Linked DNA regions of Homo sapiens: region 2 is linked to region 1. The links are chromatin loops, found by intact Hi-C in ENCODE. Cell type or tissue: CD14-positive monocyte. All regions are shown on one strand. Links, peaks and the distances in the headings refer to the core of each region. The heading gives the core; the rest is flanking DNA.

Region 1 (15,673 bases), core at 5,934-10,933:
TTAGAAAATAAAAATACAGGATGTTCAGTTACATCTGAACTTCAGATAAACAACAAATACTTTTTTTAGTAAAAGAGGGTCCCATGCAATAATTGGGATGTGGTTATACTAAAAAGTATTCACTGTTTACCAGAAATTCGAATCTAGCTGGGCATATTGTGTTTTGTCTAGCAATCCTACTCCCAGTGCCCCTCTGTCCAGCAGCTGTGCTAGACTACTAGACAATTTTTAAAAAAATTTTTAAGGCAAAGTCTTGCTCTGACTGTCAGGCTGGAGTGCAGTGATGTGATCATAGCTCACTGCAGCCTCGAACTCCCGAGCTTAGGCAATCCTCCCACCTCAGCCTCCTGAGTGGCTGGGACTGCAGGTAAGCACTACCACACTGGCTAGTTTTTAAATTTTTTTGTTGGGACTGAGTTTCACCATGTTGACCAGGCTGGTCTGAAACTCCTGACCTCAAGTGATCTGCCCGCCTCAGCCTCCCAAAGTGCTGAGATTACAGGAGTAAGCCACCACACCCGGCCTGAAATGTGTATTTTCCATGTGTACTTTAAGACAAAACTCAAATACAACCCCCTCAATTCTGAGGTCAGGGCTAGGAGGGGTATTCGAGGCAGAAGCATCATTTGGCTGGGCCTCATATGAAGGAGGAGCCTCAAATATAGACTTTTGGAATTCTCTACAAAGGAGACAGCATGTGTGTGTGTATGTATAATATAGCTGCATTGTGTGTACATGTGTGTTTTATGTATTTATTTATTTACGTATGTGTGTATTTTGAGACAGAGTCTTGCTCTGTCGCCCAAGCTGGAGTGCAGTGGCGCTATCTTGGCTAACTGCAACCTCCACCTCCCTGGTTCAAGCAATTCCCCTGCCTCAGCCTCCCGAGTAGCTGGGATTACAGGTGCCCGCCACCACACCTGGTTGATTTTTTTGTATTTTTAGTAGAGACTGGTTGCGAACTCCTGACCTCAGGGAATCTACCAGCATGTAATTTATAATGTAAATTATATTCTGCTTATTTGTGTTCTTTGTGTCCAGCTGCACTAAAAAAATGTGAATTTCTTCAATGTAAATATGTAACACACCGCAGTTGTGTGGTTTAAGTTGTGGGGTTTATTTTTGTCCCTGTGTCTTGGTTTGGGCTCCCCCAAAAGACAACCCTATGACAGGGATTCCCATATATTTGGGTGGTGATCCCAGGACCCATCAGCAGGGATGTGGGATGGAGCAGGGAAGAGAAGGGAAGGCAGCCAATGCAGGTGTGACACCAGCTGGTGACCTCCGAGGGCACCAGAGTTCAACCCCACTGGGGAGCTGGGGAGCCAATGTAGACCCGTCTGAGTTACCCCAGCTGAGGGATTAGGAAGCTGGGATGTTCATTCGCCAGGTTCCCATCTGCCATTGCATAAGGGCTGTTCTAGGGACATTAACTCTGACACTTGGTCCTGCACTCAGACTGCCAGCCCCTAGAGCCCCAGGGCCAGAACATAGCAGGTGCCCTCAGACAGCAGCTACCTCCAGTGAGTAGAAGTGAGTGCCCAGGGCAGACAGCTGGGGGCACCAACAGTGTCTGCTACACACTGTTTCGGTACTTTATTGGTTTTAAATATGCCAGACTCTAGGCCTGAGTGCTGTCTCTGGCTGCAGATGTGTGTTCAGCCAAGACGGGGCAGACCAGAAGTGCCAGATGGTGAACAGCCTGGGGAAAGCCCCACAGGGAAGAACAGACAGCGCTGTAGGGTTCTCTGCTCAGTTTCCTAGAGGTGCCCTGGGGACTCAGCCTCAGGTGCCCGCAGAGGTGTCTGGCTGGATGACCCCCTCAGGCTTCCTTCCCTTCCCAGTTTCACTTCTCCACTCTTCCACTGCTGCTTCCTGGAAGCACCCCCAAATAAACCATTTGCACCCAAATCCTTGTCTGAGGATGTGCTTCTGGGGAACCTAACTGTAGTGGACAGATTCATATTAGACCCCAAAGATTCCAGTATCTTGAGCCCCTAGGATCTGTGAATACGTGGCCTCACGTGGCAAACTTTGCAGATGGGATTAAATGAAGACTCTTGAGACGGGAAGATTATTCTGGATTATCTGGGTGGGCCAAATGTAATCACAGGGGTACTTAGGGAGGCAGGGAGGTCAGGGAGAGGGAGGCAGGGAGGTCAGGGTCAGAGAAGGAGATATGATGACAGAAGCAGAGGTTGGGGTGATGCCGTTACTGGCTTTTTATTTTTTATTTAACAAGGGAGCCTTCAGAATGACATTACCGGCTTTAAAGATTGAGGCGGGGGCCAGGCACGGTGGCTCAGGCTTGTAATCTCAGCACTCTGGGAGGCTGAGGCAGAAGGATGGCTTGAGCCCAGGAATTTGAGACCAGCCTCGACCCTGTCTCTATAAAAAATGAAAAAATTAGTCGGGCGCGGTGGTACACACCTGTGGTTCCAGCTACACAGAAGGCTGAAGTGGGAGGATTGCTTGAGCCCAGGAAGTTGAGGCTGCAGTGAGCAGTGATTGCACCACTGCACTCCAGCTCAGTCTCAAAAAAACAAACAAAAGATACTGGGTGGCCAAGAAGCATGACAAATGCTCCTCACAGGTAACCTTTAGATAAGCCACAGGGAGAAGGAGGGCCCTTCCAGGTGAAAGGAACAGCATGTATAAAGGCATGGGAGCTAGACTGGCCAGGAAGTGGGTTGGGACTGTGGGTTTTCCTTGGATAGAAAATGGATCAGGAAAATGAGGGGATCCAGGGTCAGGGAAGTGCTGGTGGGAGTTTAAGACAAATGAGGTGGAAGGGTTTAAAAAAACTGGAGAAGGCCAGGCACAGTGGCTCACACCTGTAATCCCAGGAGTTTGAGAGGCTGAGGCAGGCAGATCACCTGAGGTCAGGAGTTCGAGACCAGCCTGGCCAACATGGTGAAACCCCGTCTCTACCAAAAATACAAAAAATTAGGCATTGTGGTGGGTGCCTATAGTCCCAGCTACTTGGGAGGCTGAGACAGGAGAATCGCTTGAACCCGGGAAGCAGAGGTTGCAGTAAGCTGAACTCCAGCCTATGTGACAGAGTGAGACTCCATCTCAAAAATAAAAAAGAATTGGAGAAAATTAAGAGAGGAGCCAGCTGGGTCAACGTGATTAGGCATTGTCAGGGTCCCTCCTCTCCCGTGGCCACCATCTCGCAGTCTTGAGGTAAATCAGCAGGACTTGTTTTCCGAGCACTGATCACAACCACCATAGCAACCCAGCTCATCAGAGCAGGATCTGGTTGAAACAGGATGCAGTGAAGAAACAGAACATGGCAAAGAAAGTGACCTCTAGTTGCCCTCACTGCTCGTTAGCACAAAGACGCTCCCACCAGCACCCTGACAGTTTACAAATGCCATGGCAACAGCCAGGAAGTTACTTTATATGGTTTCAGAAACTCCTCACCCTTTTTCCAGAAAGTTCTGGATAACGTGCCTCTTCATTAACATATAATTATAAGTGGATATAAATACAGCTGCCAACAACCCCTATGCCCAGGGGTTAGCCCTGCTCTGCAAGGAGCAGTACCTCTGCTGTTGCCGTACACTGCTGCTTCAATAAAAGTTGCTGTCTAACACCACTGACTTGCCCTTGAATTCTCTGCTGGGTAAAGCCAAGAACCCTCCCAGGTGAAGCCCCAGTTTTGGAGCTCACTTGCCTTGCATCAGTCTGGCTTGGCTCTCCCATGCAGAGTTCTTGGTTGAACACAGCAGAGGCAGACCCAGGCAGAGATCTCCAGTAGCCTCCTTCAGCATCATTCTTTCTTTCCTCTTTAGCAACATAACTCTTATTTTTAGTTGAGGACCTAACCGCTCAGCTAAGGACTGCTCATTCCTGCCTTCCTTGTACCTAAGCGTGGTCTTGTGATTAAGTTCTAGCTATGAGATATAAGCAAAGGATTAGGAGGGACTTCCAAGTGGTTTCCTAAAAAGGGAGGGGCATGTTTTTCTTTAACCTTTCCTCTTCTCTCCTGGCCAGAATGTGAACACAATGGCTGGAGCTTGGGCAGCTATTTTAGACCCTGAGGCAATGTGCCACGTGGAGCGGAGCCAGAGCACCAAGACACAAGGATACTGGGTCTCTGAAGACCTGGTGGGACCTGGACTGCTGAGTTCTGTACATTTTTCACAAAGAGAAAATCAACTATCTTGTTTAAGCCACAGTTGTTTGGGAGTTTTCTGTTGCATGCAAACAAACCCAATCAATACACAAACTACTGCTAACTTCAGCTGCAAAAGTGCTTTCCTGGAATGATGAGAGTCTTTTTCAAAATGAATCAGAAGACTGGAGAATCAGGCTCAGAAAATAGGTGGAAAATGAGGGATGTGAAGGGTTCAGAAATTGCACCAAAGAAGATTCTGGAAAGGATGCTGTTGCTGTCTTGGCTGGATGCTGCATCCCCACTCTTGGCCTTGCCTCAGGGGCTGCCACTGGAAACAAGATGCTAGTCAGATGTCACCACCACTCCTTTCAGAACAAGTCTAAACCTCCTGGTCTTTTGTGTTGCTTACTCCAGATTCAAAGTCCTGAGCCAACACATCTGACCAGCTGAGTGAAGGTCATGAATCTGCACCCCAGCTGCTGGCTGGAGCAGACACTCAGCTCTTCTGATTAGCTTTCTACCCTCTTCTTTGAGTCAGCAGGAGACTGTGGAATCATGAGGTCAGACCCTTCATGGGTCTTCTGTCCACAGAAGTGGTCTTACTCCTTGTTTTGATTATCTACTGCTGTTTGACTGTCTACTCCTTAGTGGCTTAAAACAATAGTTGATGATTACTCACCATGCTCTGGGTTGACTAGGATCAGCTGGGCGGCTCTTCTGCTGCATGTGGTCTTAACTAAATCTGAGGTCATCAGTGGGAGCTCAACTGTGCTAGAATGTCTGCAATGGTTCACTCACATGTCTGGGACTTTGAGGGGGGACAGCCAAAATGCTGGGATAGCTGGGATACCTGGAGCGCTCCCTGTGTAGACTGAGGGCCTCTTCCTATGTGGTTTCTTCAGCAGGGTGGCCAGATCTCTTACATTGTGACTCAGAGTTCTAAAAAGTGACAAAACAGAAGCCACCAGGATTTTTTTTTTTTTTTTTGAGACAGGGTTTCACTCTACCACCCAGGCTGGAGTGCAGTGGTGCAATCATGGCTCACTACACCCTTGACCTCCTGGGCTCAAGCAGTCTTCCCACTTCAGCCTCCTGAGTAGCTGGGACTACAGGAGTGCACCACCACTCTGGCTAATTTAAAAAAAAAAATTTCATAGAGATGGGGTCTCACTATGTTCCCCAGGCTGGTTTCAAAATCCTGGGCTCAAGGGATCCAGCTGGCTTGGTCTCCCAATGTACTGTAAAGATGTGAGCCACTGTGCCCTGCCAGGCCTTCTTTAGGCTTTGACTTGGAGTGGCACAGCGTCCCTTCTACTACATTCTATTGGTTAAATCAAGTTGCTAGAGCAGTCCAGAATACACACTTGAGGAGCTACACAAGGCTGTGAAATACTAAGGGACGTAGTTGGCTGGTGGTGGTTGGTGGGGGGAGCATCTACAGCAGCTTCCACCTTGCTCTTTCCCAGCCCCCGTGCAGGTTTCCTGGAACTGCTCGCAAATGAAGGCCCATCCACTTGGCCTCACAGGAGAAAGTGTGGTGCAGTGGTGGAGTGCAGACTCCAGGCATAAATGTCCAGGTTTGAATTCTGGCTTTGCCTCCTTGCTGGCTATGTCACTCTGGCAAGGTACTCAACTTCTCCTGTCTCAGTTTCCCTATCAGTCAGGTGGGGATAATAACAGTGCCTGTGTCATGGATTTCTGTGTAAGGATCATATGAGTTAATGTATATGCAGCACCTGGAATATTACCCGATGCATTGTAGATGCTCTGTGCTTGTTCTCAGTCAAAGGGCCAGTGTATTACTTGATCAGCAGATGCCCATTAGGTGAATCACTCACTGAAGTCCAGGAAGGGACACAAAAGAGAGGACAGAGTGTCCAGGGTCTTATGGTTTATTATTATTGGGAGGCAGAAAACAAGACAAAGATGAAAGGATGCAAGAAACAAAATACCATGGATATAGGCAAATCCACAGACACTGAGAGTAGATTCGTGGTTGTCAGGCATTAGGAGGAGGGGGAAATGAGGAGTAAATGCTCATGGGTACTGGCTTTCATTTTCAGGATGATGAAAATGTTCCCAAATTAGATGGTGGTGATGGTTGCACGACTCTGAATATACTGAAGGCCACTGAATTGTACACTTTAAATGGGTGAATTCTATGGTATGTGAAGTGTATCTTGATAAAGCGGTTTAGGAAAAGAAAATACAGCCAGGCATGGTGGCTCATGCCTGCAGTCCAGCTACTTGGTCGGGGGGCTTAGGTGGGAGAATCACTTGAGCACAGAAGTTCAAGACCATCCTGGGTAACACACCAAAGCTCCATCTCAAAAAAGAAAGAGGCTGAGCATGGTGGCTCACGTCTGTAATCCCAGCACTTTGGGATGCCAAGGCGGGCAGATCACTTGAGGTCAGGAGTTGGAGACCAGCCTGGCCAACATAGCAAAACCCCGTCTCTACTAAAAATACAAAAATTAGATGGGTGTGGTGGCACATGCCTGTAATCCCAGCTACTCAGGAGGCTGAGGCAGGAGAATCGCTTGAACCCGTGAGGCGGAGGTTGCAGTGAGCCAAGATCACACCACTGCACTCCAGCCTGGGTGACAGAGTGAGACTCTGACTCAAAAAAAAAAAAAGAAAGAGAAAGAGAGAGGGAGAGAGAGAGAGAAGAAGAGAAAAGGAGAAAGAAAGAAAGAAAGGAAAGGAAGGAAGAAAGAGAGAGAGAGAGAGAAAGGAAGGAAGGAAAGAAGGAGAGAAAGAAAGGAAGTAAGGAAGGAGAGAGAAAGAAGGAAGAAGGAAAGAAAAAGAAAGAAAGAGGAAGGAAGGAGAGAAAGAAGGAAGAAGGAAAGAAAGAGAAAGAAAAAGAAAGAAAAGAAAGAAAGAAAGAAAGAAAGAAGGAAAGAAAGAAAAAATTGATGGATAAAGAACCCTACAATGCAGAGATACAAGAGGCAATAGTGGCTAACACTACTTCTCTGGTGCTTCCTATAGGCCAGGGACTGTTCTGAGTGCTTTACTTAAATTGGCTCATTGAATCCTTACAAAATCCCCAATATTTCCCCCATTTAACAGAAGAGAAAACTGAGGTTTCTTGTCCAAGGTTACATGGCTGGTTCACATGAGAGCTGGGATTTGGGTCCAGGGTGTCAGGCTCCAGCAGCTGAACTGGTAATACTGGATGCTGTAATTTAAGACGTGACAACTTAGTATAGCACAAAGTGACCCTCAGGTGAATAGGCAAAGAAAAACTGGAGTTTAGAAGACCACGGAGAAGAGCTGTGAGCTGGATGTTGAAGGATGCTTTGGCCTAAAATAGACAGGAGGAGGGGAGACGGTGATATTTCCTCTGATCTAATCACCGTGTAATTCTTCAGCCCTGTCCTTGGCCTCAGGGACACTGCAGTGGGCAAAATGCCCAAGTCTTTACCCTCATCAAGCTTAATTTGTAGCGTGGGAAACAGATCATAAACACATAAACAAACGTGGGGGTGGTTAAAGCCTTATTATGTCATATTTTCAGTTTTTATCAGGAATTAGTTGTTGTGGCTGTTTTGAAATAAAGTCCACAAATTCGTTGACACTCTTCTCATTGAAAGGTGAGGTCTACATCCCCTCCCCTTGAAACTGGTTGGGCTTTGGAGAGTGTTGCTAACAGAATATGACAGAAGCGATGCTAGGTAGGCAGGGCCCAGTGACTCGCACCTGTAATCCCAGTGACTCGCACCTGTAATCCCAGTGGCTCGCACCTGTAATCCCAGTGACTCGCACCTGTAATCCCAGTGGTTTGCACCTGTAATCCCAGTGGTTTTGGAGACGGAGGTGGGACTGTTGCTTGAGCCCAGGAATTTGAGGTCTCAGAGAGCTCTGTCACCCACTGCACTCCAGCTTGGGTGACAGAGCAGACCCAAACTTTAAAAAAAAAAAAAGAAAAGAAAAGAAAAAAGAAATAAAGAAAAAAGGCCAGGCATGGTGGCTCACGCTTATAATCCCAGCACTTTGGGAGGCTGAGGTGGGCAGATCGCCTGAGGCCAGGAGTTGGAGACCAGCCTGGCCAACATGGTGAAACTCTGTCTCTACTAAAAATACAAAAATTAGCTGGGCGTGGTGGCATATGCCTGTAATCCCAGCTACTCCAGAGGCTGAGGCAGGAGAATCGCTTGACCCGGGAGGTGGAGGTTGCAGTGAGCCGAGATCACACCATTGTACTCCAACCCAGGTGACAGAATGAGATTCCGTCTCAGGAAAAAAAAAAAAAAAAGAAGAAGAAAAAGGCAAATTTAGACAGTTAAGGGCACAAGCCTCAGGGACTGCCTGAGTGTGAAGATGAGGGAGAGTAGGTGTCTAGTGTGACCCCCACGTTTCTTACTTGGGGAACAATGGGTGGTCAGGCCATTTACCAAGACAGAGAACGAGGAAAAGCTGGTTTCAGAAGAAGCATGTTAAAGATTCTAACTCCAAGATTACACCTTCCAATAAACATCCCTCTTAAGCAATGCTAGCTTCTGCAACACCTCTTAGATTATCTGACTTTTTTCATAAAAAGGAAAACTTTTGCACCGCTGCCAATGCAATTTCTATATTGGCCACCAGAGAGCACCAATGCTCGAGCAGTTCAACTAGACTCACCACCTGGTCCTGTTTTACACTTTAGAAAAAAAAAAAAAAAAAAAAAAAGCCGGGGGAAAGATTTTGGCTTCATCATCTTGTCTCAGAATCATTCTCGTGAGCTTCCCTGGCACCGGGATAAAATCTGATAGCTATGTCATGTGTGAAAAAGGTTTGGCTTATTGGATCCCTCAGTGCTAATTAGGAAAAAATCTCCTCCCTCACCACAATTTTCCATGTGTGCCTGAGCCCACCTCACGAAGTCCAGGGGACTTTCCTGATTTGTTTTGCATTGCTAGCCTTAGGCAAAACCCAGCACATTTTGCTTCTGATACATTTCCACTGCTGCCTCGTTTTCCCCACTGTCACCCGTGACCTCTGTGCTTCCCTCTCATTGCTGTGCTTCCAGCCCCGGGAACTTGCTCCTTCAGTTGCCTGATGGGAAAGCACAGAGGGTAGTTCCTTCCTAGAAGTGATTTCAGCCCCATTGCCTCCCATCCCCTCGCCTCTCATTCTCCAAGGACATTCAGCAGCTTGTGGGGGGCGGGGTATCAGAGCCTCACAGACCAAAGCCTGGTGTCTGCTGCCCTAGGTCTTTCTCTCTCTCTTTCTTTCTTTCTTTTCTTTCTTTCTCTTCTTTCTTTCTCTCTCTCTCTCTCTCTCTTTCTTTCTTGCTCTGTCGCCCAGGCTGGAGTGCAGTGGCAGTGGCGCCTTCTCGGCTCACTGCAACCTCCGCCTCCCGGGTTCAGGTGATTCTCCTGCCTCAGCCTCCCGAATAGCTGGGACTAAAGGAACGTGCCACCACACCCAGCTAATTTTTTGTATTTTTAGTGGAGATGAGGTTTCACCGTGTTAGCCAGGATGGTCTTGAGCTCCTGACCTCGTGATCCTCCCACTTTGGCCTCCCCATGTGCTGGGATTACAGGCATGAACCACTGTGCCTGGCCCTTTTTTTTTTTTTTTTTGAGATAGATTCTTGCTCTGTCGCCCAGGCTGGAGTGCAGAGGCACGATCATGACTCACTGCAGCCTCCACCTCTCGGGTTCAAGCAATTCTCCTGCCTTAGCCTCCCCAGTAGCTGGGATTACAGGCGCCCACCACCATGCCCAACTAATTTTTTTTGGTATTTTTAGTAGAGACGGGGTTTCGCCATGTCGGCCAGGCTGGTGTCAAACACCTGACCTCAGCTGGTCTGCCCACCTTGGCCTCCCAAAGTGCTAGCATTACCGGCGTGAGCCACCGCGCCTGACCTGCCCTAGGTATTTCTTTCTGTTGTTCTTCTAGATGACTCTAGGACCCCTGACCTCCTGGGGGGCCACTGCTTCCCCTCTAAACCCGCTCCCATGGCAGGCGATTTAGGGCCAACTCCCAAGCCAGATCCCACCAAGGGTGATGGTTCCCAGAGTCCCCTGGGCCCAGCGGCAGAGGGGACCAAAACTACCCACTGTTGTCATTAATGCACCACCTGGAAGTCATTATTTGGCAATAGAATCTCTCTATTCCTGAAGGTACCAAGGCCGTAGGAATTACAGATTCTCTCTGGTCTGGTAAACATTATCTCCCAGACTTGTGGCTGCATAGAATTCATCTCAGCCTGCTGAGATCATTGCTACTCACCTGGTTTTCCCATGATCAGAACTAATTTCTTTCTTCTTTTTTTTTGAGACTGAGTCTCACTCTGTCGCCCAGGCTGGAGTGCAGTGGCGTGATCTCGGCTCACTGCAACCTCTGCCTCCCAGGTTCAAGCAAGTCTCCTGCCTCAGCCTCCTGAGTAGCTGGGACTACAGGTGTGCTCCACCACGCCTGGCTGATTTTTGTATTTTTAGTAGACATGGGGTCTCGTTATGTTGGCCAGGCTGGTCTTGAACTCCTGACCTCATGTGATCCGCCCGCCTCGGCTTCCCAACGTGCTGGGATTATAGGTGTGAGCCACCGTTCCCAGCCAATCAGAACTAATTTCTGTCTTGGGGTTCTCTTGTTGCTTGTGCCTCCATTAAAGCAGTTATCCTGGGATTTTATTCTTTTCAGAGCCTGAAAACCTCCTTTGGGCAAAACAATCCCTTTTACACATCTCAGAATTCCTTAGAGTTGGGATATCTGACATCCGACATCCTCTGACCACACACACACACACACACACACACACACACACACACTCTCTCTCTCTCTCTCTCTCTCTCTCTCTTTCTCTCTCCGCCCCCCCCCCCACCATCACCTGGCTAGACTGTAGATGGTGAGGAGGTCGTTTGCTTCTTTGTTTATCAGTTCCTGGTACTATGGGGGAACACACAGGCATGTAGTGAAATTTTCATGAAAGTAAACTTAAACAACTACCATTTATGTTAATATATTAATCTCCTTTCCTTTTTGGGGGTAGTGATGTTGGTGGTTAAAATGTTCTTTTACTGTGAAGTAATGGAAAAAATATTTCTTTAATTTTATTTTATCCTGTAGTCTTTACTTGGCAATATAAAAAGTAGACCATCTTATTTCGGTTGCCCAATCATTCATTTTATTTTTAAGAATTTTTACTGCCTTTGAGAAGTCCAAGAGGCTGGAAACTGTTGTCCCACCATTTTCAGCACAGTCCTCAAAGCAGAGCCATCCTCAGGAAACACCAAATTGCCATAAGACACAGCAGTTCCACTCCCAGATATACACCCAAGAAAATGGTACAAGGTACACACACACAATCTCGTAAAAAATGGATGTTTATAGCAGCGTTATTCACAATAGCCAAACAGTGGAAACAGCCCAAATGTCCATGGATGGATGGAAGGATAAATGAAGTGTGGTCTATCCATACAATGGGATATTATCCAGCCACAAAAAGGCGTGAAGCCTTGATACATGCTGCAATATGGACAGATCTTGAAACCGTGATGCTAAATGAAAGAAGCCAGACCCAAAAGGCCACATATTACATGAAATGCCCAGAGCAGGCAAATGTATAGAAACAAAAAGCAGGTGGCAGCTGCCAGAGGATGGGAGGAGGGGTTAAATGGGAGTGGTTGCTCATCGGTATAAGTGTCCTTTGGGGTGATGAAAATGTTCAAAAATTGATTGTGGTGATGGTTACACAACTCTGTGAATATACTAGAAACCATTGAATTGTACACTTTAAAAGGGTAATTTTGACATATGTGTATTATATCTCAATAGAAAAATAAAACAGGCTGGGGTGGTGGCTCATGCCTGTAATCCCAGGACTTCGGGGGTGCGAAGGCTGGAGGATCTCTTGAGGCCACGAGTTTGAGACAAGTCTGGGAAACATAGTGAGATCTTGCCTCTACAATAAATAAATAAATAAACAAATAAATAACCGGGCACGGTGGTGCATGCTTATTGCCCCAGCTACTCGGGAGGCTGAGGTGGAAGGATCGCTTGAGCTCAGGAAGTTGAGGCTGCGAAGAGCTATGATTATGCCACTGCACTCCAGCCTGAGTGACAGAGTGAGGCCCTATCACACACACAAAAAAAAAAAAAAAAGAGAGAGAAAGAAAGAAAGAAAAAAGAAAAAGAAAACGACACATCACATTGTTGCTCATGGGTTCAAAGGGATTAAATTTTTTCTAGCGGGCCTACCACCCAGCTGGCCTCACTGTTCTGGTTCCCTTGTTGACTGTAAGCCTGACCGTGGCTGTTATGTCTGCAGAGCGCATGAAGCCCACTGTGGTTTGGTGGCATAGCCTCTGACCTGCTAGCTTGTGAGTTCCTGTGACATGTCACTGAGAGGGACAGAAGGTTCCCCATTTTGGAAACACTTTGGGGCTTCTACTAGATCTTGATCTTCTTGGGGGTAAGGTCTGTGTGTTCTTCACTGTGTGGACCCCAGTACTGCACTGCATCAGGCATTCATTCATTTGTTCATTCATGCAACTCAAGAACTATTAATTGAACACCTACTATGTGCCAAGAAATTGTGCTACGTGCGGAAGACACAGCTGTAAAGCAAACAGGCAACCTGCTCTTATGGAACTTAGACTGTAGAAATGCAGTGCATCTCAACTGGGGGCTATTTTGCCCAGCAGAGGACATTGGACAATGTCTAGGAGATGATTTTGGTTGTCATGACTGGGGATGGGGTCTAGGGTTAGAGGTCAGGGATGCTGTGAAATATCCTACAATCAACAGGATAGCTAGCCCCCACAACAGAGAAGCATTACATTCTTTTTTTTTTTTTTTTTTTGAGATGGAGTCTAGCTCTGACGCCCAGGCTGGAGTGGAGTGCAGTGGTGCAATCTCAGCTCACTGCAACCTCTGCTTCCCAGGTTCACACGATTCTCCTGCCTCAGCCTCCTGAGTAGCTGGGATTACAGGCGGACACCACCACGCCCGGCTAATTTTTGTATTTTTAGTAGAGACGGGGGATTCACCATGTTGGTCAGGCTGGTCTCGAACTCCTGACCTCGTGATCCGCCCGCCTCGGCCTCCCAAAGTGCTGGGATTACAGGCGTGATCCACCGCACCCGGCCCAGAATCATTACATTCTGTCCAAAATGTCAGTAGTGCCAAGATAGAAAAACCTTGCATGGCATTATTGCCCAGTGAGTGGTTGTAGGATTTCATTGAACTGAAACTGCAGCCTTGGGCAAAATTGCATAAGATGGTTTGCCTGAGGCGTGTTGACTTTTGTCCTCAATTCCTTTCTCCCTGTTCTTCGAGGTTGGAGGAGCCTGTGAAAGTACTGTACTCTTCACCCAAAAGCTCTTCACAACCCCTTTCCCCTTGCCTTTTGCTCTTTTTGGAGGCTGGCAAGATAAAGCCTCCACTTTCCCAAAGGTGCTTGAAGCTGGGAATGACCAGCGAGTTTGGGCTAATGAGCTGGAGGCAGAGTTGCTGAGTGGGGCCATCAGAAAAGCTTCTGGAAGGTTCACACTCCCCTGGCTGCCTCCTGGGCTTTCAGCCCTTTAGAGCTGTCCATCCTCTGGCCACAGTGATTGGGAATAGACACATGACCCAAATTGTTCCCTTGAGACTTGAAATCCTGCAGGAATAATGGGAAAAGGGGAAAGAGCTGCAATTGCCATGCTTGGGGAGTTAGCCTGTGAGTGAGGTTAACCCAGAGGAAAACACAGCCAAGGCATGGAAAGAATGAGTTCTGATGGTATTGAGCTCCTGGATTTAGCCATGCCTGAAGCTATCCCAGTCCCAGATTTTTTCAGGTCTATTAGCCAACAAGTCCTTTTTTTTTTGGCTTAGTTTGTGTTAATTCAGTTAACAGATATGTGTCAGTTACTGTTTTAGGTGCTGGGGCTACTCCAGGGAGCAAGTCCTCATCTCTTCCTTGCATTCCAGTGCAGGCAGACAGACAGTGAACAGGACAATATGTAACATGTACAGCATGGTAGATGGAGATGAGTGCTCTAGAGAAAAATAAAGCAGAGAATGGGGTAAGGGCAGGGCACGGTGGCTCACACCTGTAATCCCAGCACTTTGGGAGGTTGAGGCAGGCAGATCACATGAGGCCAGTAGTTTGAGACCAGCCTGGCCAACATGGCAAAACCCAGTCTCTCTACTAAAAATACAAAAATTAGCTAAGCATGGTGGTGTGTGCCTGTAGTCCCAGTTACTCAGGCGGGTGAGGCACGAAAATTGCCTGAACTCGGGAGGTAGAGGTTGCAGGGAGCCCAGATTGCTCCACTGCACTCCAACCTGGGAAACAGAGCAAGACTTTGTTTCCAAAAAAAAAGAAAGAAAAAGAAAGAGGTAGGAAGTGTTGGGGGGATAATGTTAAGTAGGTTTGCAAGGAAAGTCTCACTGAGAAAAAAATGGAAGGAGGTAAAGGAAGTTGGTGTGGGAAGAGCATTTCAGCAGAAGGAACAGAAAGTCTAAGAGCCATGCAGTGAGAGTGTGACTGGAGTTTTGAAGAAATAGCCATGAGGCTGGTATGGCTGGAATAGAGGGAACCAGGGTGAGAGTGGGAGGAGGTGAAGGCAGAGAGGCAATGGGGAGGAGACATGTCCTATAGGACCCCGTGGGCCATTGTGGGGACTATGGCTGCTCTCTGGGTGAGCTGGGAGCCGTGGAAGGCTCTGAGTAAAGAAAGCCCTGACCTGACGTTGGGTGCTAACAGGATCCTTCAGGCAATGTGGGAGAATAGACTGTCGGGGCAGGGATGGGACACAGACACCAGGGAGAAGGTGATTGCTAGAGTCCAGGTGAGACATGTGATGACCTGGCCCTGCGGTAGGGCAGAGGTGGATGAGGTGAAGGGTGATTGGCTCTTGGGTACATTTTTGTTTTTAAGCTACAGGATCTCTGTTGCCCAGGCTGGTGTACTATAGTGTGATCATAGTTCACTGCAACCTCGAACTCCTGGGTTCAAGTGATCCTCCCATCTCAGCTTCCCAAGTAGCTGGGACTACAGGCATGCACTACCATGCCTAATTTTTTTTTTTTTTTGAGACAGAGTCTCACCCTTGTCATCCAGGCTGGAGTGCAATGGCACAATCTTGGCTCGCTGCAACCTCTGCCTCCCCAGTTCAAGTGATTCTCCTGCCTCAGCCTCCCAAGTAGCTGGGATTACAGGTTCCCGCCACCACGCCTGGCTAATTTTTGTATTTTTAGTAGAGATGGGGTTTCACCATGTTGGCCAGGCTTGTCTTGAACTCCCAACTTCAAGTGATCCGCCCGCCTTGGCCTCCCAAAATGCTAGGATTACAGGTGTGAGCCACCCTGCCCAGCCTGGCTAATTAAAAAAATTTTTTTGTAGTGATGAGGTCTACTATGTTGCCCAGGCTGGTTTCCAGCTCCTGGCCTCGGGGGATTCTCCGGCCTCGGCCTTCCAAAGTGCTGAGATTATAGGCATGAGTCGCCATGCCTGGCTGTTTTGTGTGTGTGTGTGTGTGTGTGTACACGTGTGTGTGTTTGTTGTTGTTAAGAGCCAGAGTCTCACTCTGTTGCTCAGGCTGGAGTGTAGTGGCACAGTCATGGTTCACTGCA
Region 2 (15,673 bases), core at 4,464-9,463, 120 kb after region 1:
TTGAGTCATTTGTCTTGGGTCACACAGCAAATACGTGGCAGAACCAGCATCCCAGCTCTGCCAGGTACAGTTCTGGGCTGAGCTGAGTGTTTAGTGGGTGATGGAACAGACCCGAGCCCCTGTCCTTATGGATCTAACCCTCTGGTAAGAGGCAGACAGTAAGCCGGTCATCAAATACATACATGACACATCAGGTGTCATGTTAGTGACTGAGGATAAGGACGCAAGAGAATTACATTAACAATGTCACCTGACTTTTGGTGACATTTTGCAATAATAGTTGACATGTGAGGGTTTCAATACATTGGGAACTGTACTAAAGAGTTTCACTTAATCAACTCATAGGCTAGTCACAAAAACCCCTATGAGATACTGCAGTGGCTCGCTTCTGTGCCTCAGTTTCTTTATCTGTAAAACAGCTTCCCCATAGGACTGCTGTCTGGTACCCAGCAAGCACTCAATAAATGTTAAATAGCACTGCTGTCTCCCCAACATCCAAGGCCCAGTCCCCGAGGACTGTAGGCAGCCGGGGCCCCTCTTAGGGACCCTGTCCCTGGGCCTCTCCTCAGCCCCTCTCTTTGTCTCCGTGGCCATGGCAACCTGGCTGGGTGCTTGGCACTTCCCGGCCCAGCCCCCAGCCTGACCAGCCGGCCTCCTCCTCTGCAGAGGCTGCCCTGGCAGGCTCCAGCCTGGCTGGGAAGCCACCCCCACCACCCACTGATGGGGGCTCCTGGGCAGTACTGGTGCTGCCCTGCAGTGTGGGAAGGACCCCAAGCAAAGGCTCCTGCTGGGCCTCCTCTCTGCCTCCTGGCCTCTTTCCTTCTGGAGTGGAGAGAGAGCTCTTGTTTTCATTGTCCTGGTTAGCTCTGTCTTCCCAGCTTTGCCTCCAGCTTCCTTCAGGACTCTCTGTCCGCCCCTTGCCTTCCCTCTCTCTGTTTTTCTGTCTCAGTCTCATTCTCTGTGCCCCTATCTCCCTCTGTTTCTCCCTCTCACTGTCTGGCTTCTGATACTTCATTCACAGGCTGGTCCCTGCATCTGAGAATGAGGTGCAGGGCACCTTGAGGTCCCTTCCGTGCTCAGAGACAGGGCCTTGGTTTAGAGGGGCTCGTTTGCAGCTCCCAGTAGCTCAGTGAGAGCCTGCTGCTCCAAATTATGGGGGTGTTCATAAGGGGGTCCTCCCACTCTGTGGGGTAGGGGTCCTCTTGTCCCATGGGGGCTTCTAGTGAGTGAGGGGATCCTTTAGCCCGGTGAGGTCATATTCTGCCTGGTGAGTAAGGGGTTCTTCTCCTGGCCAGACACTTGGGAGGAGATGGGCTACTGAGCCACTTGCTTTGACATCTGAGCCAGCCATGTGAAGGGCTTGGACCTAGAAAACCCAGAATGGTTTCTTCCCATTTCCCTGGGAGTGGACCACTGTGAGTCGTTAAAATCATCATTTATTAATGGCCAGAACTGACCCTTACATATGAATAAGTAATGCTTCCATGTAATGCTCCAGACTTGTAGGGTCCTTGGGGACCCGAGAGGGATCAAGATTAAGAGAAAAGCCATTCCTGTCTGGCCTTTGCCTCGGGCTCAGAGAGAGTAAATGATTTGCCCGAGCAAGGGTTGCAAATCCAGATCCCTATGGCTGTGACCGGTAAAGCAGCCAGTGCAGGAAAAATCACGTAACCCTCTCCCCCTAACTTTGTCTCTCTACTTTCAACATCGATGTGGATATAGAGGAACATCTCTTTACCCTTAATCTCTCTGTACCTTGGTTTTCTCATCTGTAAAATGGGAATAACAAGAATGCCTATCTCATAGGTGTTTCTCTTTTTAATTTTTTAATTGAGTATAATTCACATGCCATAAGGAATTCCCCAAAGTGTCCACTCCAGTGGCTTTTGGTATATTCAGAAGCTTGTGTAACTGTCACTATCTTCTAATTTCAGAACGTTTTAATCACACCTGAAAAACAACCCAAACCCATTGGTAGTCACTCCCCATTATTCCACTTCCCCAATCCCTGGAACCATTAGTCTACTTATTTATGTATGTATGTATTTATTTATTTATTTTGAGACAGTTTCTTGCTCTGTTATCCAGGATGGAGTGCAGTGGCACGATCTCAGCTCACTGTAGCCTCTGCCTTCCGGTTCAAGCAATTCTCCCCCCTCAGCCTTCCAAGTAGCTGGAACTACAGGCGCATACCACCATGTCAGGCTAATTTTTGTATTTTTAGTAGATATGGGGTATCGCAATGTTGGCCAGGCTGGTCTCGAACTCCTGACCTCAAGTGATCCACCCAACTTGCCTCTCAAAGTGCTGGGATTACAGGCATGAGCCACCATGCCTGGCCCACTAATGTACTTTCTATCTCTACAGATTTGGACATTTCATATAAATGGATATAAATGGAATCATACTATGTGTGTGTGTGTGTGTGTGTGTGTGTGTGTGTGTGTATTTTTTTTTTTTTTGTATCTGGCTTCTTCCACATTGTAATATGTGTCAGAATTTCATTCCTTTTTTATGGCTGTATCATATTCCATTATATGGATATACATTTTGTTTATCCATTCATTAGCTGATGGACATTTGGGTTTTGACAGTTTGGCTACTATGAATAATACTGCTATGCACATGAGTGTACAAGTTTTTGTATGGAGATAGTTTTTATTTCTCTTGGGCTTTTACCTAGGAATGGTCTCATAGGTTTCTTGGGACGATTGAGTGAGTTCATAAAGTACAGCTCTCAGAACAGAGCCTGGGACAGCGCGGGTGCTAGATGTGTGTTAGCTCCTTTTTTTTTGAGATGGAGTTTTGCTCTTGTTGCCCAGGCTGGAGTGCAGTGGCGCGATCTTGGCTCACAGCAACCTCTGCCTTCTGGGTTCAAGTGATTCTCCTGCCTCAGCCTCCTGAGTAGCTAGGATTACAGGCATGAGCCACCATGCCCAGCTAATTTTGTGTTTTTAGTAGAGACCGGGTTTCTCCATGTTGGTCAGGCTGGTCTCGAACTCCTGACCTCAGGTGATCCACCTGGCCTCCCAAAGTGCTGGGATTACAGGCATGAGCCACCACGCCTGGCCTTAGCTCTTATTTTTATAAAACAATGCCTCAAGCCCTGGGCCTTGGATGTTGGGGAGACAGCAGTGCTATTTAACATTTATTGAGTGCTTGCTGGGTGCCAGACACCAGTCCTATGGGGAAGCTGTTTTACAGATGAAGAAACTGAGGCACAGAAGTGAGCCCCCACAGGCAGGCCCCCAACCCCAATCTGTGCCTTCTGGAGCACATGTCCCATGTCAAGCAAGCAGCCACCTCTCAGCCCCAGGCAGCAGTCCCCGTGCGGGAACTCGAGCCCGGTATTGCCAGATCTCTTGACTTCTTAAAGACATTTTCCAATGGCAGGAAATGTGGAGTTTTTGGTATGAAATCACTCGATTTTTAAAAGTTGGCAACTCAATCACATTTTTAACAAACACTTCATGGGCCAAACCAAACATGACTGTGGGCCAAACCTGTGGGTTGCCAGTTTGCATACTCTGCCCCCGGGTTGACTTGTTGCTGGTGGTGAGGACTTTGCTGGACACTGAACTTGATTTCAAACATTTCTGAACCTTGGGCACCCCTCTTTCCTGGGGAGTTCTGGCTCTTGTCCGTTTCAATTGTGTTGAAACCTGACCCATCACTGGGACGGTGGGCTTGTTGAGGACCCCCATGGCAGCTGGTCATCTTGGGATTCCTCCCTGTCACCCCCCAGGGTCATAAAACGAGACTTGCTCATATTGGGTGCTTATTCTGTAGTCCTTGACTTTACCCCTCACCAGCAGGGTGACCTTGGGGCAAATGACTTGACCTCTGTGCCTTGGTTTCCCCAGCTATGAAACGGGTAATAATAACACCTCCTCTGGGTTTGATGCAGCACTTAGGACAGCGTCCAGCACGTGGTAGGAGCTCAGTCATGTCAGCCACCGTTATTATTACACACAAATGCACAGACGTGCAGACACAGCAATGCCAGGCTCTGCCATCTGGCAGCAGCAGCGCGAAGGTAACGATTTATTTCTGTGTGCTTTGTCTGTCTGTGTTTACCGAAGGGAGTGATATTAGTGTGTGTGTGTGTGTGTGTGCATGAATCTGCACAGTTCCAAGTCAGCTAGCTGGGGTGCCGTTTTCTGCATGCATATCTCCTTGCATAAGTACAGTGTATGCATTATTCATGCACATGCGCACACTCTCACCCTCTCACATATTCCTGGGAATAAATATGTGTTGGGGTTCCCGGGTGGTGATAGCAGTCACCTGAGCAGCCAGTAATGTTTCAGTTGACTGGGGAGGGTGGGAGCTGATGGGGACAGGGTGGGTAGAGGTAAGCAGATGTTCTGGAGAATCTGGGTGGCTGCTGCTGGGGATGTTGGGATATGGCAGGGAAAGTGTTGAGTGCACTGAGGGCTGGGCTGTGGGACTTGGGTGCAACCCACAGCTTGTGGCTGTGGCTGTGGGGAAAGGTGCTGGGATTTGACTTTCACTGTCTCGGCATTCAGTGTTGGAGTGGATGGAACAGCCAGGCTTCCTCTAGGGCGTGCCTAACAGGCCCCTGATCCTTTCTCTGCCTCCCTTCACCTTCCCTTTCTTCTCTTCAGCATATTGCAGGCTCTAATTTAGGCAAAAACTCCTCAGAGTCTAAGAAAAGCTGAAGCATGCAGAATGAGCACAACAGAATTTAGCTGTCTCGAGAGGCAGCCTGGACCATTGAATTTATCTTTTTTTTTTCCGCACTCATGTTGAAGACTTTTTTTCCCTGTTAAACTTCTTAAATTACCTTGCAGCCCTCCACCCTCCTTTTTCCTTGGAGCCTGGGGAGAGTGGAGCCTTTTGTTCCTCTGTTTCCTCTCTTCCGTTCCTACTTTCGGGGGAGGCTCGTGGAACTTGAGGTTGCTTCTGAAATAGAGAGGTGGTTAGACTGGGTCAGCCCTAGAATGGATTTGACAACTTACTCATCATATTGTTAGCTGACACTTACCAAGCACTTAGGATGCATCCGGCTGTGTCCTGAGCATTCTGCATTCATTAACTGACTTATTTCTTCTGGCTGCCTTGATGGAAGTGTTCCTATTGTCCCATTTCACAGTCCAGGAGACTGGGGCACAGAGAGGTTTTGTCACATGCCCAGGGTTCCTCAGCGAGGAAAGGCTGAGCCAAGTCATGAACCAGCAGTCTGACTTCAAAGCCCACACTCTTAACTACAGCACTCTACTACTTCTTTGCTAATGGGTTCATTCAGCATATTGGTTGAGCACCTACTACGTGCCAGGCCCATTTTTCTCCTTCTTTCCTCCCCTTCTTCACTTCATTCTTTTTCTCCCTTCTTCTTTCCTCCTTATCCATCACCCATCCATCTCCCCACCCACCCACCTGTCCATCCATCTGTCCATCCATTTGTCATCCGTCCGTCTGTTCATCTGTCCGTCCAGTATTTCCTGCAATATACTCATTTCAGTATCAGTCTTATGATTTGTATAATATTCAAATACCAGTCACAACATTGTCTATATAATATTTTTACTCAATCTGAACCTCCTCCCTTTTTAAAAACTTTATAGTCTCAGCTTAATAATGTTCATGAAATAATGGTTTTGATATGATAGCCATAGTTACTCATATCAACATAAAAATACTCATTTCAAGTGGCTGCGTGGGGGCTGGCTGATAGCCTGGCCCTGCCACAGACAAGCTGTGTGACTCTGGGCAGGTGACTCCGCTCCCTTATCTATAGCACGGGGAGACTAATGATACCCACTGCTAAGGGTGTTGTATTAAATGAGATAACCATATGAACGTGCTTAGAGCAAGCCCACTGGCCCATCCTGAGCTCTCAGCAAGCCCTGACTGTTGATGATGTTGTTATTACCATCATTATTACTCAGAAAACCTCTGTGGTGAGGAGCAGAGTCAGGGCCTGAGGCTCTGCAGGTTGTCCCGTGATGAAGGTGGATGGAGATGTTGAGGAAGCAGATGGTAGATCGCACTGTGAAGTTGGGTGAAGCTGGGAACCTTCCATGACATTGGAGGAACTTGTTCCATTCTGAATTGGTGGTTATTTGGAAGGGGTAGACATGGCCGAACTTTGAAGGTTCTAGCTAAAGTCAGGGTTTTATTTAATCCTTGCATGGTGGGGCTCAATGTGTGAGTGAGTGTCTTAGTCTATCTTCTGTTGCTCATAACAGAATACCTGAAACTGGGTAATTTATAAAGAAAAGAAACTTTCTTCTTACAGTTATGGAAGCTGAGAAGTCCCAGGTGGAGGGGCCACATCTGGTGAGAACGTTCTTGGGGGTTCTAAAGAGACTCGAGGCAGTTTAGGGAATCACGTGGCAGGGGGGCTGAGCACACTAACACGCCAGCTCAGGTTTCTCTTCCTCTTCTTACAAAGCCACCGGTTCCACTCCCATGATACCCCATTCATCCATTAGCCCGTTAATCCGTGAATGCATTAATTCATTCATGAGGGCAGAGCCTCTTATGAGCCAGTCACCTCTTACAGGCCCCACCTCTGAATCTTGCCACAGCGGGTATTTGTTTCCAACACATGAAATGTGGGGGATGCCTTCAAACCATAGCAGTGACTGAAAACCCAAACCAGTCAGACTCATATAAGAGAAGAAGTATAATAGCCCATGAAGCTAGACCTACAGCTTCAGGTAGAGTTTGATCTAGGGGCTCAACGTACAAAGAATTGGCTTCATCCTGTGCTCTGTGTGCCTCAGGTGGGGGATGAGCAACACCTTTCAAGCAGCATCAGGGTACTTTACGGTAAAATGAGGGAATAGAAGCTGGTGGCCAAAGAGCTGAAGCCTGCCATCATCCTCAGGGCCAGAGCTTCTTTGAAAGAGGGGAGCTTCCTGTTTGAGGGTGGTAGGTGGGCATTTGGGTCCAAGCTCTGTGTTCTGCTACTGAGATTTCTGAAGGACATTTGAGGGCTGCTTTCATGACTCATCTTTGAATGAATTCACTCACCCAGGTTACATCATATCTCCAAACATCTGCCTCTATCCTGCAAAAGGCTCGAGGACACTGCCCGCCTGTTCCCTGGGTGGTGGGGCTTTCTTAGCAGCAAAATGTTCCCGGCTTACAGAAAACTTCCCACGGGCCTTTTAAATCCATCAAGTGAATTACAAGTTCAATTTGGGTTTGCACACATTCTCTCATGGTCCCCCGCTCTAGGGCTGGATGTGGCTGATTCCTGGGTGCGTTAATCTCGAAGCCTCCGCCATCTGCAAGTGAAGTTTAGCTCCCACATCGGCAGTTTTCCTGCCTTGCCTTTGCTTGTGTATATGTGACTTCCCTAATTTTGAGGTTTCTTAAAAACAGAGAAGATAAAACAAACCACAGCCATATTTCCCTCCTCCAGCATCTGGTGGCCACTTGTAATTTGTAATGTTGGGGAAAAAAAGTGTTTTGATCATTTTTCAAAATTAGACTTAAAAAATGTATCATTGGGTGTTCCTGTGTTAAAAGTTTGTTTTTTCTTTTCAGAACATTTTGCAACCAGACTTCTTTAGGGGTTTCCTTAGTCCTTCTTCTGTTCTCCAGATCAGCTTATAAAATTCCTTGCAAAAATGTTTTTTTGTTTTGTTTTGTTTTTTGTTTTATGGTTGCTTTTTTTTTTTTTAATGTAAGGGGGAAGACGAGGGTTTTCGTCGTCCTGCTTACATAAATCCATAATGTGGGGAGCAGCAGAGAGAGTAAATGAGCTCGAGAGTGCTCAGGCCTCTGAAACATTCTCTTGTGGACCCCGGCTGGCCGGGGGCTGTTTGCTGCCAGCGGGCATTCGCTGTTCCTTCAAACACTTGTAATGTGTGATGTTTTGGAATCAGCCTTTTTTCTTTCTTTCTTTTTTTTTTTTGTTTGTTTATAAAGGACCTTTATGATGTCTTTGAAAAGAAATCACTAGACAGAGCCAGCTTTTACATGATTATGAGATTTATGTATTCATAAGTGCCGTGTCGTCCTGGGATCGGGGGAAGCAGACACGAGTGTCAGGGTCTGTTTCCAGGGCTAAAAGGAAGAATCCTCCCCAGGCCTCCTCAGGGAGGGCCAGGGTTGAGGGGCGGTGGGCACTGTCGCCCGTCACCATGGTGAGGAAGGAGGGTGTCAGGAATGGCCTTCCAGCCCGCTTCTCGCAGCCTTTGCTGGACGTTTCTAGCCACCAGTGAGGCCCAGAGAATGGGTCCCCAGAGGGTCATCAGCATCTTATGCTCAAGGGGGCTTCTGAGAGGTTCTTGGAGTGTGTTGTGGGGAGGGGGGGCTGGGAGGGTCAGGAGTCGCATCCTTGTGACCTCTTGTCCTTCCCACGCCTCCTCCTCTTTCCCTCCCCTCCACCTCTCCCTTTCCTCTCCTCCCTACCCTCCTCTCTCTTTCTCTTTCTCTCTCTCTTTTTCTTTCTTTCTCTCTCTCTCTTTTTCTTTCCTTCCTTCTCTTTCTTTTCTTTTCTACTCTTCTCTTTTTTTTCTTTTCTTTCTTTCTCTTTTTTTTTTGACAGAGTCTTGCTTTGTGACCCAGGCTGGAGTGCAGTGGCATGATCTTGGCTCACTGCAACCTCTGCCTCCCGGGTTCAAGCGATTTTTCCCACCTCAGCCTCCTGAGTAGCTGGGATTACAGGTGTGCACCACCACACCTAGCTAATTTTTGTATTTTTAGTAGAGATCTGGTTTTGCCATGTTGGCCAGGCTGGTCTCGAACTCCTGACCTCAGGTGATCCACCTGCCTCGGCCTCCCAAAGTGCTGGGATTATAGGCGTGAGCCACCGTGCCCGGCCCCCATCCTCCCTTTTCTACCCTATCCCGTTTCCCCGCCACTTTCTTTCTCTCCTGCTCTCCCTCCTCTCCCTGAGTCTCCTTGTTGGTCATGTCTTGGGCCCAGGTTCTAGGGTCTCTGTAGGATGGGTCCCCAAGGGTAGGTTTGCCTAGCCCTTTAGAAAGTCCAAAACCTACATGCCCTGAAAGGAGGCAAATAGATTTGTTGCTTATTTGTCCTCCAAGGGGGTCCAGCTGCTTACCACCCCCCGCCCCCAGCATGCCACCAGGACCCCTCCCAGGGAGTTTTGTTCAGGCCTAGATTCCAGGTTTGACCTCACCTCCCCGACTCACCCCCTTTCTCTGCCCAGAGCCATCCTGGCCCCTGGCTGCTCCTCAGATGCTCGGGTCCAGCCCAGCCCCATTCTCTTCCTGCTGTGATCCATGAGCCCGCTCAGGCCCCACTGTCTTCATGGACCCTCCTCATGGCCTTTTCTGAACCCCCTGCTGGAAGGCACCGGCCCATCCATCCCGGCTCTTTCTGCCCTGTGGCTTTGCCTGCTGCTGTGTTGTCTGTCTCCCTTTGCTAGAGGTAAGCTCTGTCTTCCTGTGCCCTCCGTCTCCACCGCCTGCCACATGATGGGGGCTCGTCAGTATTTATGGAATGAATTTGGGGACATTGGTGCACTTTTTTTTTCCTGCTGATGCCTTGGATCAAAACCCTCTGAGTGCACAGGCTTACTGAGGGAAAGCAGAGGGGCTGCTGGCACCGGTGGAGGTGGTGACATCTTGAAGGTTGGAGGTAAAAGCCCAAAGAGACTGGCCAGCTGGGACAGGTACTTCTGTAGGGTGAGAGGGGGTGTCCCTGGAGTCCGAACATCAGCGATGAGGCCTGAGCTCAGCCCTGGCTGGCCGCTCTGCTATCTGGTGCCAGGCTCTGTGGATGAGTTTGGGGAACCTTGGGTGGTCACAGTGGCTGGAGCCAAGCCTTGGCACCACCAGGGGGTCCCACCCAAAGCCAGTTTCTTGAGCAGAATGGATGGCAGTGGAGGTACCAGTGGCGCTCAGCATCTTTGCAGCTTCGATGAGTGGGCCCTAAAGGTGTCCTCTGGGCTGGTGTTGGCTGCCACCCATCACAGGTGTGGGAGCGGGGCAGCCACTGCTGGTAAACCTCCTGTGGGCTTGTCAGAGGAGACCCCAGGCAGGAAGTAGGCTGACAGGCAGATCAGCACTTTAAAAAAATATGCTTCATCGAAATAGAAATTATATCTGGCTGGGTGCAGTGGCTCACGCCTGTAATCCCAGCACTTTGGGAGGCTGAGGCAGGCGAATCACCTGAAGTCAGGAGTTCCAGACCAGCCTGGCCAACATGGTGAAACCCCATCTCTACTAAATATACAGAAATTAGGTGGGTGTGGTGGCAGGTGCCTGTAATCCCAGCTACTTGGGAGGCTTAGGTAGGAGAATCGTTTGAACCTGGGAGATGGAGGCTGCAGTGAGCCGAGATCATGCCATTGCACTCCAGCCTGAGTGACAAGAGCGAAACTCGGTCTCAAAAAAAAAAAAGAGAGAAAGAAATAGAAATGATATCTGGAAGAACCTACCCATTTTAAGTATATACTTCAATGAGATTGCACAAGGGAGGGTCTGCTGGCTACACACAGGGAGCTGTGGCTGCTTCTGTCCAGCCAGTGGAGTGGGAAGGAGCTGCTGTGGGCTCAGGTGGGGTCAGGAGGACCCAGGACATTTAATTCCCAAGGTTTCATGCCCAGTCGCCCACTTGCCTTTCTCTTCTGGTGGGCTCCCAGTTCCTGTGGGCAGGTCGGCTTCTTGACCCCCAGAAAAGGGGCTTCTTTAGGGAAGAGGGGGAGGCCTTTCGGTCCAGCAGTGTGCAGATCAGGACGGCCTCACTGTCACAGAATAATTGTTACCAAAATGAGGCCTGCTGCTGAGAACTCATTGAAAATGGGCCCTAACATAGCAATATTGAGAATGTGGGGTGGCGGGGGTAGAGTCTAGATGAGTCCTTCACTTTGAAGAAGAAAACCACAATCCTAAAAATAGGTGGAATTTTATCCCGTCAGTAACTGTATTTAGAATGTAATAACAACATTGCATGAATTCTTAGAATCAACAAGGAGGGAACCAAGTGTTATTTTTTACTGTTGGGGGTATGTGTAATTTTTCTGATAAAATTAAATGATTACACGATGCCACATCATTCATGTAAGGTTTCACTTTATAGCATGATGATAAAGAGTCATTTTGCAAAACCCCTGGAGCCCGTTTTTGGACTTCTTGTGCACTCTCTGATGGTCAGAAAAGTTCCTTTGGAACTTCTTATGTGGTCTTCCTGGGCTTTCTTCACTCTCATTGTGAGCCAGCGACTCCTGGGTCTTTATTTGTTTATAGCTTTGCCTGGCAGCCAGCTGTGGTTCTCCAGCATCACTTTCACTGATGTCATAAAACCCTGCATCTTTTGCAGGATTTGCAGTTTCCTTTTGCAACTGATTTGCTTTCCGTTCACCTTGTGTTGTGACTGTGGTATATTCAGGAGCGTGAGATCCATAAAGACATGGAGGGGACATTAGCAGGTGAGCTGTTTGAGCAGGAATCACTTTAGAAGTGGCCAGCTCATTTGGGGTATTTTGAAGACAATGACTTTTCTTCCTTGGGGTACTTGGGTAACAGGTAGTGGTGAAGTGGATACTGAAGAAACATTTTAAGATGTGTCTTTGTTCTGGGAGATGCTGCTGAGTAGTCGAGACCAATCTCACTCCTGAGACAGGCAGGGTATGATTGAGACACGGTGTCAGGGTGCTGTGGGCTCTCGGTTTTCCTCCCGTACATCTGCTTAGGTCCTTTGTTATTTCTCCTCTGCCTCCTGGGTTCCGATGGTTTGGGGGTGCCAGCCCCCACCTGTGGGCCTCTTCTCTTCCTGGTGATGTCACTTGTGTCCTTTGTACCATCCCCACCTCTGGATTGCACCCGGGTATGGCCACTGTCTCTTTGCCATTGCTACTTGGATCTAAAATAACACCTGAAACTACACATGTGCTGAACCAAATTCCTCATCTTGCCCCTGTAACTGGTTCCTCCCTCTCTCTCTCATCTCAGCTAATGGCACCTCCATTCTTCCACTTGCTCAGGCCAAAAACTTCGGAGTCACTCTCCATCCTCTGTTTCTGTCTCACCATCCCATCCAGTGGCCAGTCTCATTGTTCTGCCTTCCAAGCCTCTCATCCTCACTACCCTCTCTGCCACCACCCCATCTAACAGACATTTCCTCTTTCACACACTTTACAAATGGTATTTTCTTTAGTCTTCATTCAACCATATCAGGCATGTATCCTTCTTTTTCATTTCACAAATGAGGATGTTGAAGTTCGGAGAGGTGAAGTCTCTTGCCCAAGGTCACGCAGCTGGTGAGTGGCAGCGCTGTGTAAACCCAGGCAACCTGGTTCCGGAGGCTGTGCTGTTAACCAGCACTCTGGTTTAAGGCCTTCTCCTCTTTTGCTTGGCCTGTTGCTGTAGCCCCGTCACCTCCTACAGTCCTTTTTGTCCACAGCAACCAGAGCGATCTTGCTAACCCCACCTTAGACTATGACACTCGCCTGTTCACTTCTTCTCCCTTGTGATGCCCCTCCTGGGACTCCTCATCACACTGCAGTGAGAGCGAGAATCCTTTATTGAGCCTGCTGCTCCATGGACCCTCTAAACACAGCCCGGCCTCTAGGTTCTTGCCTGTGCTGTTTCCTCTACCTGGGAAGTCCTTTCCCCAGATCTGCCCCTGGCTTGGTCTCCTCATCATGCTTTCAGTTCTGTGCTCAAATTTTCCCTTCTCAGAAGACCTTCCCTGGCCGGCCATTATTTTAAGCCAGACCATCCCAAACCTTTCCTCTACATTTAATGAGACTTTCTCACCACTTTAACAGGACATATTCATAGAAATGGATATATGGGTGTATTAGTCCATTTTCACGCTGCTGATAAAGACATACTCGAGACTGGGTAATTTATAGAGGTAAAGAGGTTTAATGGACTCACAGTTTCACGTGGCTGGGGAGGCCTCACAATCATGGGGGAAGGCAAAAGGCATATCTTAGGTGGGCAAGAGACAATGAGAACCAAGTGAAAGGGGTTTCCTTTTATGAAACCATCAGATCTTGTAAGACTTATTCAATACCACGAGAACCGCATGGGGGAAACTTCCCCCATGATTCAATTATCTCCCACTGTGTCCCTCCCACAACACATGGGAATTATGAGAGCTACAATTCGAGATGAGATTTGAGTGAGGACACAGCCAAACAATATCAGTGACCCAGCCTGACTTTTTCCTTTGCTAATTGTTGACTGAGTCACCCATGAGGACCCTGAGACTCAGCAGGAGAAGGACTTGCCAGACATCTGTGGCCAGGTCAAGGCACAGGTGGTCCCAGAGTCCAAATCTCCTGAGCATTGGCTCCCCTGATTTTTGTATAGTACAAATTCATCACCATCTGTAACAGGGTAAGTCATTTAAAATCTGTGGGCCTCCATTTCCTCAATTGTAACATGTTGCTGTGGTTTGAATGTGTCCCCCAAGGTTCAATTGTTGGAAACTTAATCCTTAATGCAACAGGAAATAGGGCCTAATAGGAGGTGACTGGGTCATGAGGGCATGCAAATTCGTAGCAAATTCATAGCTAGACATTCTCATCTGAGCTTCATAATAGCTCCTGGAGGTGGACCCCTTCCCTGTTTTCAGAAGAGGAAGGGGGAGTCCCTTACCCAGGATTCCACAGTGAGTTTGTGGCAGGGCCTGGGTTCAAACCAGGCTGTGTGCTTTTCTAGCTATAGACTCTTGGTGTGGCCATGAAAAACAAATTAGGGGGATGAGGCAGGGGGTGTCTGACTTGGGGACTCTTCTCTGCACCAAGTTCAGAGTTCTTCTTGGGTCTTCTTTTGGGGAGGAGTGGGGTGTCAGCTGTAGGCCAGGGGCTGCACCATTGTGGCCCATGAGTCACATTCCTTGTGTAGTTGTGCATTGTCTGGCCAGTAGGTGATTTGGTTTGGTCAGCACAGGGCTTTAAGAAACTTTTTATTTTGAGATAATTGTAGGCTTACAGAAAACTTGCAAATATAGTACAGAGTTCTTGTACATCCTTCACCCAGCTTCCCATTACGTTGACATTTTATATTACTGTAGTATAATTACCTAAGTACAAAGTACTTCTTTGTAGTAGAAAAAATTAATCTTGATACAGTACTATTAACTATAAGATTCAGTAGAATTTTGTTAGTTTCCCTACAAACGTTCTTTTTATTTTCAGGATCCAACCTAGGGCACCATGTTGCATTTAGATAGCATGGCCCCTTAGTCTCCTGTAATCTGTGAGAGTTCCCCAGTCTTTCTTTGCCTTTCATGACCTTGACACTTTTTTGAAGAGTCCTGGTCAGGTATTTTGTAGACTGTCTGCCACTTTGGACTTGAGCTTATGCGTAATTAGGAGGGATACCCCAGGAGCGATGTGCCCCTCTCTGTGCATTTTAATCAGGGGGCATGTGATGTTGATATGTTCAAGGGGAGATGTTAACACTTAATTAAGATGGTGAAAGCCAGGATACTCCATGGTGAGGTTACTAATTTTCCTTTGTAATTACTAGACATTTTGGGGGAGATTCTTTGAGACTGTGGAAATACCCTGTTTTTGTTTGAACCTTTGCCCACTAGTTTTAGCATCCACCGGTGGGTCTGGCCTGTGATAGCTCTTACTGTGGTCTTCCAGTCGTGGCTTTCTATTTCCTTCACTCCTCCTACTTTTATTAACTAAAATCCTTGTGTAAAAAGAATTCTCCCTGATTCATTCCATTATTTATATTATCATAAACCAGTATTGTCATTATTTATTTTGTTGTTCAAGTTGTCCCAACTTTGGCCATTAGGAGTTCTTTCTGGTTGACCCCGTGCCCTTTTGACATGCCTCCTCTATTTTTTTTCTTCTTTCTCTTTTTTTTGAACATTAAAAAACATTATTTTGTAGAGATGGTAGAGATGGGTCTTGCTGTGTTGCCCAGGCTGGTCTTGAACTGTTGGTCTCAAGCAGTCCTCCTGCTTTGACCTCCCAAAGTGCTGGGATTATAGGTGTGAGCCACTGCACCTGGTCTCTTTTGAGCATTTCTTTACTAGTTGAAATCTAACCACAAGATATTCTGGCTCATCTTGTATTTTCCCTGCCTCAGCCCTGAAATCAACCAGTTCTTTAAGGACCCCTAGCTCTTTTAATTGGAGAATGGTATTTAGAAACCTAATCTGGGCAGTAGTTATGCTCATTGTTACTGGATGCCATGGTATCCAGGAATATATGTATAGACACTTACACAATCTATATTTACTTCTGTATCTTTCTATCTGCACATATATTTGAAAAACCCAGTGTCCATACTGATACCCAGTGTGAAATTTTTCAAACATTTAATTTGACTTTTGAAGCTTACATAGAGTAAAAATGACTTTTTGGGGGTTTAGAGTTTTATGAATTTTAACACATATGTAGAGTTATATACTTACCACTACAGTCTGGATAGAGAAGACTTCCATCACCCAAAAAACACTCTCATGCCACCCCTTAGTAGTCACACCTTCCCCCATCGTTACCCCTGACAACCACTCATCCATTTCCTCTCCCTGTAGTTCTGCCTTTTCTAAAACATACACATTCCGTATAAATGGAATCATGCTGTACACCACCTTTTGAGACTGGCTTCTTTCAGTCACCATAAAGCCTTTGAGATTCATCTGCATTGTTGTGTGTATCAACAGTTTGTTCCTTTTCATTACCGAGTAGTACTCCCTTGTTTGGATATACCACAGTTTGTTTATCCATTCACATGTTGAATTGCTTGTTTCC

What was found. Hi-C counts contacts between places; a loop is a spot of excess contacts. Peaks named below come from ENCODE experiments on the same cell type or tissue, not always from the same donor. Only the 100,000 strongest peaks of a DNase experiment are listed, where the experiment ranks them.
Region 2: it touches region 1 in a loop (3-fold over the local background); 3 of 110 quality-filtered maps call a loop at or near these places.

The regions. Positions count from the first base shown.
Region 1 is chr20:48,898,258-48,913,930 of GRCh38, reverse strand. No RefSeq gene overlaps it. Among named protein-coding and RNA genes, the nearest start is that of ARFGEF2, 16 kb to the left of the region's middle. In CD14-positive monocyte, for the core only: CTCF peaks have their summits at 8,500 and 8,699 (motif pointing right); a DNase peak (open chromatin) is centred at 8,730.
Region 2 is chr20:48,779,592-48,795,264 of GRCh38, reverse strand. The region is part of intron 1 of PREX1 (phosphatidylinositol-3,4,5-trisphosphate dependent Rac exchange factor 1); the gene reads left to right. Among named protein-coding and RNA genes, the nearest start is that of PREX1, 41 kb to the left of the region's middle. RefSeq lists enhancers at 112-765, 766-1,421, 5,947-6,046, 6,147-6,206, 6,787-6,846 and 3 more and a silencer at 4,968-5,067. In CD14-positive monocyte, for the core only: no CTCF peak of the experiment used is centred there; DNase peaks (open chromatin) are centred at 6,394, 6,994 and 7,314; H3K4me3 peaks cover 2,659 bases; H3K27ac peaks cover 5,000 bases.